Regions from separate parts of the Mus musculus genome. Here region 2 is linked to region 1. A link is a loop called in an ENCODE intact Hi-C map of the cell type or tissue named here. Cell type or tissue: heart. All regions are shown on one strand. Each heading gives the region's core, and the rest is flanking DNA. Links, peaks and the distances in the headings are about the cores only.

The links. Hi-C counts contacts between places; a loop is a spot of excess contacts. Peaks named below come from ENCODE experiments on the same cell type or tissue, not always from the same donor. Only the 100,000 strongest peaks of a DNase experiment are listed, where the experiment ranks them.
Region 2: it touches region 1 in a loop (2.5-fold over the local background); 1 of 42 quality-filtered maps calls a loop at or near these places.

What each region holds. Positions count from the first base shown.
Region 1 is chr14:20,692,139-20,698,445 of GRCm38, reverse strand. It overlaps Sec24c (Sec24 related gene family, member C (S. cerevisiae)), which reads right to left. Exons shown (of 23, transcript NM_172596.2): 20 at 5,921-6,100; 21 at 5,535-5,726; 22 at 5,213-5,302; 23 at 3,596-4,795. The coding sequence ends at 4,655. It overlaps Fut11 (fucosyltransferase 11), which reads right to left and starts at 3,478. Exons shown (of 3, transcript NM_028428.2): 1 at 2,748-3,478; 2 at 2,033-2,658; 3 at 1-235. The coding sequence starts at 3,443. The coding sequence ends at 88. In heart, for the core only: no CTCF peak of the experiment used is centred there; DNase peaks (open chromatin) are centred at 2,095, 2,785, 3,195 and 3,485; H3K4me3 peaks cover 2,391 bases; H3K27ac peaks cover 1,992 bases.
Region 2 is chr14:20,642,941-20,649,247 of GRCm38, reverse strand. Myoz1 (myozenin 1) reads left to right here. Exons shown (of 6, transcript NM_021508.3): 6 at 1-146. It also overlaps a transcript of Usp54 not described here. Among named protein-coding and RNA genes, the nearest start is that of Myoz1, 10 kb to the left of the region's middle. In heart, for the core only: a CTCF peak has its summit at 3,530 (motif pointing left); no DNase peak of the experiment used is centred there.

The DNA.
Region 1 (6,307 bases), core at 2,054-4,553:
AATCATAGAGTATTCACTAAAGGTGGATGTGCCTCAGGTACCACAGTAACGCAGTCTTCCAAGTTAACAGCTCTTACATGAAGGCAGTTAGAGATTTTTATTCCGTTTCATGAAGATCTCATGTACATAATCCCAAAATTTCCTCTGCTGTGTCTCATTGTTGTGGATCATGGCAGTGAGAGCTTCCCCCTGATAGAGACCTTGCCAATAATCTTGTAGCCACATTTCCTTCCAGCTGAAATGACAAAACAGGAGGGGAGGCTGAGTTGGGGAGCCACAGCAGTAATAGACTGAGTGGTCCCAAAGAAATCATAAGTGGGGCCATGGTAGTGGCACACATATTTTTAATCTCAGCATCCGGGAGGCAGAGGCAGGGGGATCTCAGTTCCCGGACAGCCAAGGCGACACAGGAAATAACAAAACAAAAAACAACAAAGACAAACCCTGTCTTGAAAAACAAACAAACAAAAAATAAAGCAGATACTGGGCCTCTGGATAGGACAAGGCTCTGCTGTGAAGGAAAGAAGATGTGGAGTAAAACTAATCTCATCCAAGAGATAGGAAGGTGGTCACAAACATAGAGACATCATAGTTCTCCCAAGCAGCTGACACTGCAGGCTTGTCTCGCTCAAGTGTGGAGGCTGTGCCAAGGCTCCAGAGCCTGGAAATGATATTCTAGAGGAGAGCAAGGGAGCCTTTAGATGGTTTTAACCTTCACAGTTATTTGGAAATCTAAATAAAGGTACAGTGACATCTTGTGTGGAAAAGGCATAATCTGAATTATCTTTTTTTTTTTTTTTGGTTTTTCGAGACAGGGTTTCTCTGTAGCCCTGGCTGTCCTGGAACTCACTCTGTAGACCAGGCTGGCCTTGAACTCAGAAATCCACCTGCCTCTGCCTCCCAAGTGCTGGGATTAAAGGTGTGCGTCACCACGCCCGGCTTCTGAATTATCTTTTGTTAGTGGAACAGGGTCTCTAGTAGCCAGGCTGGCCTCAAATTCACTGTACGTGGCAAACTATGATCTTGAATTCCTGATACTCCTGCCTCTGTCTTCTTAGCATTAGACTTACAGATATGCACTACAATCCCTGGCTATTTCCCTAATGTTTTGATTTTTCTTCTAGTAAATCATATGTTCAGCATAAATGGACAAATTCTTAGTGAAAGATTCCACCACCAAGACCCTGTTGTGCCAGCAGCATATGTAAGCAGGCCTCTGCTGCCACCCACTGTTCAAGTCACTTTCTGTGAGCTATTCTAGTAATCCCTCTCCACATTAATTGTGCTGGCCTGTGTGGGTGGTTTCAACATTTCCCATTCTACCTCCCAAGCACACGCTCCCCACTGCAGGCATATCCTGCTCTCAGCTCTCTTCCCCTTTACCCACACTGACCCCCAGTGTTAATTATACACCTACTGAAAGCACTTCTTCAGTTCTATTTAGAGTGAACAAGTCAGACCGTATCAAAGTAAAAGGAGGGTTGGGGTCCAGCTCAATGCTAGAGGGCTTGCTTAGCATACTCAAAGCTCTGACCATCACACAAAAAAGATGCAAATGCTTCTCATGGGTATGGTGGCTCTCTCTGATCACCACAAGTTTGAGGTCAGCCTAGGCTACAGAGTGAGACTCTAGTTTGTCTGATTAGTTGATTACTGCAGATGGGGAAAATCCTTTCAAAATGCTCTTATTGGGCTGAGTGTGTGACTAGGTAGAAAAATATCCTCCTGGTATGCAGAAAGCCCTGGGTTTAATCACAGCACAACCAAAACTCATCTTTTGTTGTCCGGCTCCCCATCAAAGGTACTCAGCTCAGGTGCTGATCCTCACGTTGGCTTACAGGCTATTTATAGCCTGGCTCCACTTTATGTGCTCAAGTTTTCTAAACTTCCCCACACCTCTGGAATAACAGGTGTATCCACCACACCCAGCCCCCCAACTGCTACTGACAACTTAAAGCAAAGTGAGCCCAATGCGCTAAGAAAGCAAGCAGTTTGATTTGGCAGCTGCGGGACAACCCAGCAACCCCTTTACCTGTCATTCTCGGGAATCTCTTCGACTTTCCCAAAGCCAGGGGTAGGCACTGGACAGTTCATGTGCGACGACTGGGCAATGCGAGGCTCGGGGACAGGAATGTCCCCATGAGAGGATGCATGTGCTTTCTCGGCATTCAGCCGAGCCAGTTCATGGTCACAGACGAAACACTCAAAGCCATTGAGGTAATTAGGCAACATGGGATCGTTGACTCCCCACTCCCTGTGCTCCAGGTTATCCAGAAGAAACTGGTTGGTGATGCCTCCAGGCTGCTTGTATGCCAGGTATTTCATATACTCGTCATCATTTTTGTCCAGAAAGTCAATAAACTCTGCCAACTTTTGAGGGGACTCAAAGTCATCAATTAGGATGACAGAGTGATTATTGGGCATCCAGTCCCTCACAGAGGGTGATCCACGATACACGGGCACAGCACCCAGATGCATGGGGCGCCACAGTTTTTCTGTCATGTAATCATTGCAGATGGCATTCTCCAGAGCTAAGTGGAACTTATACCGGGACAAAAAGGCCATGAGTTCTGGATCCTCGGTGGTGGCCGTGGCTGTGTCCTGTAATCGCACGGTGGGCGGCTCGCGGTTCTGCAGGCACTTGCCATAGGAATCCACCTAAGCGAGTCAGAGCACGGCGGTCAGCAGGGTGGGGCGTTCGCCCGGCCCACCCCCGCCCCGCCCCGCCCCGCCGCTCTCTCACCCACCGGGATGTAGCGCATGAGCTCGCGTACGTATCGGTCCCGGTCGGAAGGCACATCGCAATGGGACTGCAAATAGAGCAACGGCGCGTATCCGCGGCGACGCCACTCGGCGCGCTCCCGGGGCGGAGGCGCGGGCCGGCGCAAATAGGCGGCCCCGGGCAGCCACTGCAGCGGCAGCGGATAATCCGAGTGGCGGCTGAAAGTGGCGGTGAGATTGAAGAGACGGATGCCCGGGCCGTGGCTCAGTAGGAAGTTATTGAGCGGCGACTCCTCGTGCAGGAGCGCCCAGCTCTGGTGCGCCAGGCGCGGCAGGGGCGCATCAGCCGCGCGGAAGTCCGTGCCGTAAAAGAGCAACGCGCGCGTCCGCGGGTCGGCGCGCGCCCGTCGATCCCGGGACGCCACGCACGCGCCGTGCGCACACTGTATGCGCTCCGAGTCACCTGGGAAGTGCGGAAACAGACCTGGGCTCCACCACAGCAACACTGGTAGGTCCACCGCCTCTCTGTTCCCTGGAGGCGGGGACCCGGGCCCGCGCGCTATCCCCACGGCGCCTAGGGCGGCGGGAGGCCGGAAAACCGCGCCATCCCACGGCTCCTCCCTCTCTGCCTCCCCGGAAGCCTCGGACCCGGAGCTGCTGGCCGAACAGACACTGAGCACCCCCAGGGCGGCCAGCACCGCCTCGGTACAGCGAGCAGCCATGTCCACACCGGACCCCCTCGGACAGCACGAAACCCCGCCCTGCGGCGGGTGGGGAGTGGACTAGGTCCTACGCCATAGGGGCACGCGGCGCATGCGTAACTCCTCTCAGCTGCAGGCAGGGTGGGGAAAAGTCGCGAGTAATGAGAGGGATACTGGTTACATCTTATTTTATTTCTTTACAAATTAAAGATGCATTGAAAAATAAACCAATGAAAAGAAATGAAAGGTCCATAGCAGGGGCATCCTGGGCTGGGAGCAGGCAGGCCTGACCACGGTCATTCCTAGCCCTTGTCCTGCCCAGCCAACTGGAGTTGGAAGATAACTTGTCAGCCACTCAGTCAATACCAAAGCCCAGTAACGTCCTGGCACCGGAAGACAGGGCTCCAGCCATATCTGCCTCTCCCCAACAACGTTTCTGGTGGAAGCTGAGTGGGATGTGGGCTGGCTCTGTGAGGTATTGCAAGTTGACCATCAGGCGCTCTACAGAACCATCCAGGATTGGGGCTTCTCCATCTGGAAAGGAGGCTGCTACTTCCCCAAGGTGTTAATATGTTTTGCAATTCTTACCCCAGGCTCATTCATCCACGAAGTGCTCACCAATCATTGCAGGGGAGAGAGAGCACGCGCAGTGGAAGTAGAGAGATTAGTCATCCATCCTCGGTAACTATGACTTTGCTACTGACCATCAGGCACCCAAAGGACCAACTATTTTACTCTCCACCACCTACGGCCTGTACCCCAGCTCTTGTGCACCTGTATATTTTGTCCCTAATATAGGAAGTTGTTGATGACACGGAGCTGAATTTGCCACCTCCTGTAATAACCCTGGGATTCCCACTTCTTCCTGCCTGCCCTTCCTCTTGGAGGCTCATCCAAAGGGACACACTGTTGCCAGGGCCCAGCTGCCTCCAAACCCCCAACACCGAATCATATACAGTGAACTGAGAAACTACATTCATTACAAGAGGATTAGCAGGAGAAAGGGTAGAGTAAGGGGCCTGAGGCACCTTCGATCAGCAGGACATGACAGAGTGGTAGTGTATTTGAGCCCAGAAAGACGGTGTCTCCTTATATCTCGCCCTCCCCCCAAAAGAAGTCAACTGAGGTCAGCTTACATGACTTATACGATATGGAACTGTCCCAATTTCTCTGTCATCCTGGGGTTCTTCCTGGAAGCTGGCCTGGGACCCTATGCCATTTACCCACTTGCTTTAGCTCAGTAGCTGCCGGATCTCCTTGTGCATATGACAGAGAAAGTCCACATAGGATGCACCTCCACTTAGGCTCTTGTCTTCCACCAGGAAGTGCTTGAACAGCATCTCCAGCTTGTCTTCCTGCTTGACCACGATAAGCTACAGGCAGAAGGCAGATGGTAAGGAAGGGCAAATGGTAAGGAAGAACGCATACACGCGTATGCTCCCTCCCCAGCTTCCTTCCTGATGACCTGACAAGAAATCCAGGACTCAGAGCAGGGCTACTGCGCTGAGCATAAGAGTACTTGTCTGGAGCTGGAGAGATGATGGCTCAGTGGGTAAGAGCACTGACTGCTCTTCCGAAGGTCCTGAGTTCAAATCCTAGCAACCACATGGTGGCTCACCACCATCCTTAATGAGAGCTGATGCCCTCTTCTGGTGTGTCTGAAGACAGCTACAGTGTACTTACATATAATTAATAAATAAATCTTTTTAAAAAAAAAAAAGAGTACTTGTCTGGCACAGAAGGTTCAATATCCAGCCCCACCACTGTGAAACATAGAACATCTGTGTTACCTTCATGTACCGCATTCTCTGTGCCCGTAAGCTATCGATGAGACCTCGAACTTTCTTAGACAGTGGATTATCCAGAACTGGCAGAACACTCTGGAACAAAAATGTATTCATTACTATGATAAAGTACTTTTAAGTCCATCCAAAGGGAACAACACAGATTTAGCTATCATCTGAAATAAGAAAACCAGAAAAACAGTGATAGCCGCTTCCCTCACCTAAGTGTTCTCTGATACATAATAAAGGGACCAGCATGACACTGACCCACTGTCAAATCACCAGAGTATTTCCCATACCCATCTCATCCTTGACACCCTGTTCTCACCAAGCCGCTGGTGATCTGACTGAAGGAGGACACGTTGAAAAGGCTCTGGACAACACCTTGTTGGACGCTTGCTCCCACCCAGACAAAGAGGTTGAGCCCATTTTCCAGCAAATATATATCGCCACTGCTTAGGCGCTCTTCAGAGGCTCGAACTGCTGGTGGTTCAGCGGTACTATCAAGGGGAGACTTTGTCTAGACAAAAGAAGAAAAAAACATCACCAAGAACAACATACTCCTTTATACACACAAACTAAGAAAGCTAAGTCTCTAGATAGTCATATGCAATGTACGTAAAAACAAATTTCTTAGTGTAAAGTAATCCACCCCCTCCTTCTTGGAGGCCCTGTGCTCAGTACAGTGTCTCACACTCTGATCCTCACTCGCACCAGTGGTAGGAGCCGAGGGTAGAAGAAGACATTGGTCTCAGCCACATCCATGGAGGAAACCAGCTGCCGAACATAGGCACGATCATCAGTAGTGACCTCAGCTCCAGGCTGCAGAACATCACTCTTCAACACACAGTTCAGGTAAACTGGGAGGAGCTTCATGCACTCAGGAAGAATCAACTGAGGGATTTATGGAAATAAAGTCAATGGTCATGAGAAGTCCTTCTAAAATGCAAAGTTTTGTTGAATCAATCGACACAGTTCACCCTGTAGTCAGTCTCCCTGCACCCCTTCCCTCTAAAAGCCACAGTAAAAACAAGGACGACAGTGACAATGACATAGCAGGTAGCACACAGAGTGCCTTATATATAATTATTTCATTCTGTA
Region 2 (6,307 bases), core at 2,126-4,625, 49 kb after region 1:
CCTTTCCACCCTTCAAGTTCCTGCTCCGAAGCATCCCTCCTCACCAGCTCAGAGCTCCCATCCTGCTGTACCATATGGAATCTGCTCTTTTATGGAATTTTCTCTGCCACCGGTAACAGTCAATAAACTTCAAGGAAATGAGCGCACTCTTCCTCTGGTGTGTGAAGGCAGGCAGCTGAGAGCTGAGGAGGACGAGGTACAAAGGCTGATTAGAGCAAAGGACTGAACACTCTTTGTCCAGACTTTAGGACCATATGTGAGCTCTGGTTGCTTACATACCCACACCTGAATCAATACCCACAAACACATTCATCAGCTATAAACAAAGAATATATTCAGTATTGCATGAGATAAAGTCTTGTGTGTAAACCCACATACTGGCCCATGTGTGTATAAAACTTAGAAGCTATTGTACATTGATTAGGAAATAAGTATTGGTAACACTTAATGTTATCTTGTGTAGCCAGTTAGAAGCTGGGAAACACCAGGAAAGGAAAAATGGGTGTTAAGAAAGTGAAGGTTCCTTTGATTTTTCAGGAAGCAAGATCATGTTTAAAGTTACTGGACGAGCTGAAGAGATGGCTCAGAAGTTTAAGTACTTATTGGTCTTCAAAAGGACCAGTCATAATGGGCTGCTTACAACCATTTATAATCCCAGTTCCAGGGAATATGTTACCATCTTCAGGCTTCCTAGAGCGTCAGGCACGAGTATAGTGCACACACATACATGCAGACAAAACACTCATACACATAAAATAAAAATAAGTAAATCTGAAGTTTCTAGAAACCAGAGTAAGCTTGGAAATATAAAAGCTTATATGGGGCTGGAGATATGGCTCAGAAGTTAAAACACTTGCTGCTCTTGCAGAAGACTGGAGTTTAGTTAGTTCTAAGCAGCCACATTGTGGTTCAAAACTCCCTGTACTTCCATAGGCACCCTGCACCAGTGAGGTGCATATACACACATGTAGGCAGAGCAGTCATAGACATAAAAGGACTAAACAGGAGACCAGACAGAATGTAGAAAGAAGTAGAAGAAACCCTCTATAGTGACAGTGTGCTTGGTTCTGTGAGTACAACAAGAAATGACCTAAAGCTTCCAGGAGATCAGTGATGTTCAAAAAGTACAGTGCCAGCAGGGCGTGGTGGCTCACGCCTTTAATCCCAGCACTCGGGAGGCAGAGGCAGGTGAACTTCTAAGTTCGAGGCCAGCCTGGTCTACAAAGTGAGTTCCAGGACATCCAGGGCTGCACACAGAAACCTTGTCTTGAAAAACCAAAAACCAAACAACCAACCAACCAAACAAACAAAAACCCCAAAAAGTACAGTGCTTGAAGAAACCATGAAAGCACAATAGGAATGAGTGACAATACCCCTATATTGGTTTCCACCTTCCGGGCCTGGAATTCATTATGTAGACCAAGCTGGCCTTGAACTCATAGAAATATGCCTGCCTCTGTCTCTTCAGTGCTGGAATTAAAGTTTAATTTTTAGAATTGTTTTGACTACTAAAATCTTTTTCTTTTTAGAGACCAGCCTGGGCTACTTGAGATACTATCCCAAGAGGAAACTGGGGTGGGGGGTGGGGTGGAAGGGGGGAGAGAGGGGGAGAGAGAGAGAGAGACAGAGAGAGAGACAGACATTGAGAGACAGACAGAGAGACAGAGAGAGACAGAGAGACAGAGAGAACAGCTCTTTTGGAGAATTTTTATGTTCTTTAAATATCTAAGCAAAACTCTGTATGTGCATTTTCCTAAAAAGGTTTGCAAGTTTGGATGCTTCCTCAAAGTACCTAAAACAAGGTTTACATGGAGACAGTGCATTTGGAAGTGAAACCCCAGTGGCATAAGGGAGTGAGGAGAGAGCCAGTAACAGGTACTTTGGGTAATGGCTGAGTCCCACTGGAAATCTCAGACAGCCATGCTACTTCAAAAGTGACCCATGACTGGCAGAAGCAGTATCTGGGGAGCTCAAAAGTGGGCATGGGGGCTTGCATTTGGCCCTGTGGTGGGCATTTGGGAGGCACAGGAGGATCATGGGAAATTTGAGGCCAGCCTATGTACAGTGAATTCTAGGCTAGTCAGGGAGGGCTACACAGCAAACCTCTGTCTCAAACAATAACAGCAAACTCCAAAGAAACAAAAACTGAAACGCAGATGGATGTGGTGGCTCGGGCCTATGTCTACAGTACTCAGTGCTGAAGCAGATCGGCCATCTTGAGTTCAAGACCTGCATGAACTACAAAAAGAACTTCAGGACTGGGGCTTGGGAGGCTGAAGAAAAAGGGGGGGAATAAATGCAAATTTGGGTTAAGGACCTGCTTCATTACTTTCTTCAGGTGATCTCTGTGTGCTGGAAAATCCTGAGAAGTGTTACAATAAAACATACCTCCGGCTGGGCAGTGGTGGCACCCCTAATCCCAGCACTTGGGAGGCAGAGGCAGGTGGATTTCTGAGTTGGAGGCCAGCCTGGTCTACAGAGTGAGTTCCAGGACAGCCAGGGCTACACAGAGAAACCCTGTCTCAAAAAAACAAAACAAAACAGAAAAAAAACCCAAACAAACTCAAAAACATACCTCAGGCTGGGTGATAGGGGTGTATCCCTTTAAAACACACACACACACACACACACACACATGATATGTCAGGCACTGGCAGAGCCACTCAGGAGACAGCTTTATCAGGCTCCTTCCTGTCAGCAGGCACTTGTTGGCATCCACAGCAGTTTCTGGGTTTGGTGATTGTATATGGGATGGATCCCCAGATAAGTTGGTCTCTGGATGGTCATTTCTTCAGTCTCTACTCCACAGCATCCCTTTACCTTAACCCCAGCACTCTGGAGGCAGAGACAGGTAGATCTTTGAGTTCCAGACCAGCCTGGCCTATAGAGTGAGTTCCAGGACAGCCTGGGCTACACAGAGAAACCCTGTTCAAAACAACCTCCCCCGGAAACAAAAATCCCAGAAAGCAAATCACAACTAAACAACAACAACAATGAACCAACCAAATAACAACATACTTCAGAACTGGCCCTTCAAGAGTACAAAAATGGAGTATTTAGCCACTAAATCTTGCTCTGTTTGCTGATGTTACGTTGGTGCTCCTATAGAAAGAAAGGTAATAGAACATACTTGTACTCCAGAAATTCTAAATATAAAATTTCAGATTTTTTTTTCTGTTTTTGATTTCAAGACATGGTTTCTCTGTGCAGTCCTGGCTGTCCTGGGACTTGCTTTATAGACTAGGCTGGCCTTGAACTCTGTGATCCTCCTCCTTCTGCCTCCAAAGTGCTGGGATCAAAGGCATGCACTATCACACCCGGCAGAAAAGATGTATTTTAAAAGGTTTATTTTATTTTATGTGTGTGTGTGTGTGTTTGTATATGCAGCATGTTCATGCAGTGCCTGAGGTCAGAGGAGGGGTCAGATGCCCCTGAACTGGACTTATAGTTAGCTGGGAACTGAACTCAGATTGCAAAGGCAACTGTCGCATGCTGGGAAGTATGCTGACCTCTGCTGTTTCTTTTGTGTAGCGTATCCAGGCTCCAAGGCTCTCCTCTCATTAGGACTCATCTTAGAGTAGTGCTGTGTTCTTAGCCTAATCATTTGGCATATTGCTATAATTGTTGTATCTTATCAATTCTTGCTGATCTCCTTAAAAATAAAGTTAAACTTTAGTTACTTTGTGGTATTGAGGATCAAACTTAAGGTCTCATGGATGTTAAACAAGTGCTCTACCATAAGCTATACCACCAGCTCTATAAATTAAAACTATCATCCACATGCAAATATATAAAAAAAACATAGTATGTTCAGAGTTTGGCATTATCTGCAGTTTTAGGCATATGGGCAGGTTCAGATCATATTCCCTTACAGAGGAAGGAAAAAGAATCCTATGTTCAGATATTCTGAGACGGGAAGTGCTGTGAGCTTGTCCCAAAGATGGAATATGCTGAGGTAACATAGTTAAGGCACACACAGGTTTGGAAAGAGTTCTTAGTTCCCACCAGATTCTCAGGCTTGAAGGTTGTAGGATCTCCCTGCTAGAGGTTGAGAACTGTAGTCTTTATTCTGTTTTCTTGTGACAGGGTCATGTGTATCCCAGCTGGCCTTGAATTTTTGACCCTCCTGCTTCTATCTCTCAAGTGCTGATTGCAGGGATGCCTGCATCACTGATCTGTTCATGCTAGGGAGGAAAGCCAGGGCTTGTGCCTGTCAGCTCTACCCACTGAGCAACATTCCTTTTTTTTTCTTCAAAGATTTATTCATTTTATGTATAAGAGTACACACTTTAGTTGTACAGATGGTTGTGAGCCTTCATGTGATTGTTGGGAATTGAACTTAGGACCTCTGCTTGCTCAGGCCAACCCCACTTGCTCCGGCCAAAGATTTATTAGTATAAGTTCACTGTAGCTGTCTTCAAACGCACCAGAAGAAGGTATCAGATCTCATTATGGGTGGTTGTGAGCCACCTTGTGATTGCTGGGATTTGAACTCAGTACCTTTGGAAGAGCAGTCAGTGCTCTTACCCACTGAACCATCTCACCAGCCCCTGAGCAACATTCCTACACTCGCATATTGTTTTGGATGCAGGGTTCACACATTCTAGGTGACTTGCTCTGCCACACAGCTGAGTCCTCAGGCCCATCTATGGTCATCATTTATTAGTTCTTTTCAAAAAGTTGTACAATTATATTCACTTTCCTTTCCAAACACTTCTAAGATCCACCTCCTTCTCTACCCACCTTTGTCTTTTTTCATTTTTTTCTCTATCAAGGCCCCGTTATACTGCACAAATAATATTGGATGAGTGGCTTTCCACTAAGAAAACTGACTTCCCCTCTCCCAGAAGCTGACAAGGCCAGTAGCTCCTTAGTTAGGGGTGGGACTTTCTGTCAAACTCCACTCTGTGCTGGGATGTGGTCTAGCTTGGGCTAACACAGCCCGTCTGCATGCTGTCTTAACTACTATAAGTTTATTTGTGCAGCAGCCTCAATGTGTCCAGAAGACAGGGTTACTTTGTAGATATCCCCTGCCTCTGGCTTACACTTTTTATGCCTCCTCTTCTGAAATGATCCCTCAGCCTTCGGAAGAGGGAGTGTGTTCCTTTTAAAATAAAATTATGTGTACATGTCTATGCGTTGTTGTGAACTCAGACATGGTGGCACATACCCTTAACCTCCACATTAAGGAGACAGAGGCAGGTGTATCTTTTTATTTTTAATTTTTTTAATTAGGTATTTTCTTCATTTACATTTCCAATGCTACCCCAAAAGTCCCCCAAACCATCCCCCGACTCCCACTTCTTGGCCCTGGCATAGGCAGGTATATCTTTATGAGTTCTAGGTTAGCCTGGTTTATATTATTCCAGACCAACTAGGGCTACACATTGAGACCCTGTTCCAAAACAAAAACCACAAACAAACAAGCAAAAACCTAAAGGCTGGTGAGATGGTTTAGTGGATACAGGTGTCTGCTTTTAAGCCTGGTGACTTGAGTTCCATCCTTGGGGTCCACAGTGGAAAAAGAAACCTGACCTCTGCAGGTTGTCTATGTTACATCCCCAAGTAACTGCAATAGATTCTTCATTGATAAAAGTTTAACAAAAAAGAAAAAACAGAACATAAAATGAACAACTCATGTCTGAGTATGTAATAGATCAGCAACACCTCAATACAGTTCCTCATGTTGTGTGGCCCCCAACCATAACATTATTGTGTTGCTACTTCATAACTGTAATGGTGCTACTGTTATAAATTGTAATGTAGACATCTGATATGCAGGATATCTGATCTGTAAACCTGGAGAAAGGGTCACTTGATGATCTGTAAGCCTTAGGACCCACAGGTTGAGAACCTCTGCAATAGTGTGGTGCAGGGCTTCACTAGGGAAGACGCCTTAGGTTCCATTTCCTAGCATCATGAGAAAAGTGTTCTCTTCTTCAGTGTCTTCTGTCTGCCATCATTCATATATATATATATTCTCTTTTGAAGAGTCTGTGTATCTCTGGATAGACTGCAAGTCTTTTTTTTTTTTTTTTTTTCCTTTTTGGTTTTTCAAGACAGGGTTTCTCTGTGTAGCCTTGACTGTCCTGGAACTCACTCTGTAGACCAGACTGGCCTCAAACTCAGAAATCCGTGTGCCTCTGCCTTCCGAGTACTAGGATTAGAGGCATGCGCCACCACGCCTGGCTTGTGTGGAACAGGCTAGCACAGACCTTGTAGTGATTCTCCGGACTCTGCCACTACACCCATCCTACTATCTTTATTTTTACTGCAGTGTTGGGGATTGAATTTAAGCCCCAGATAC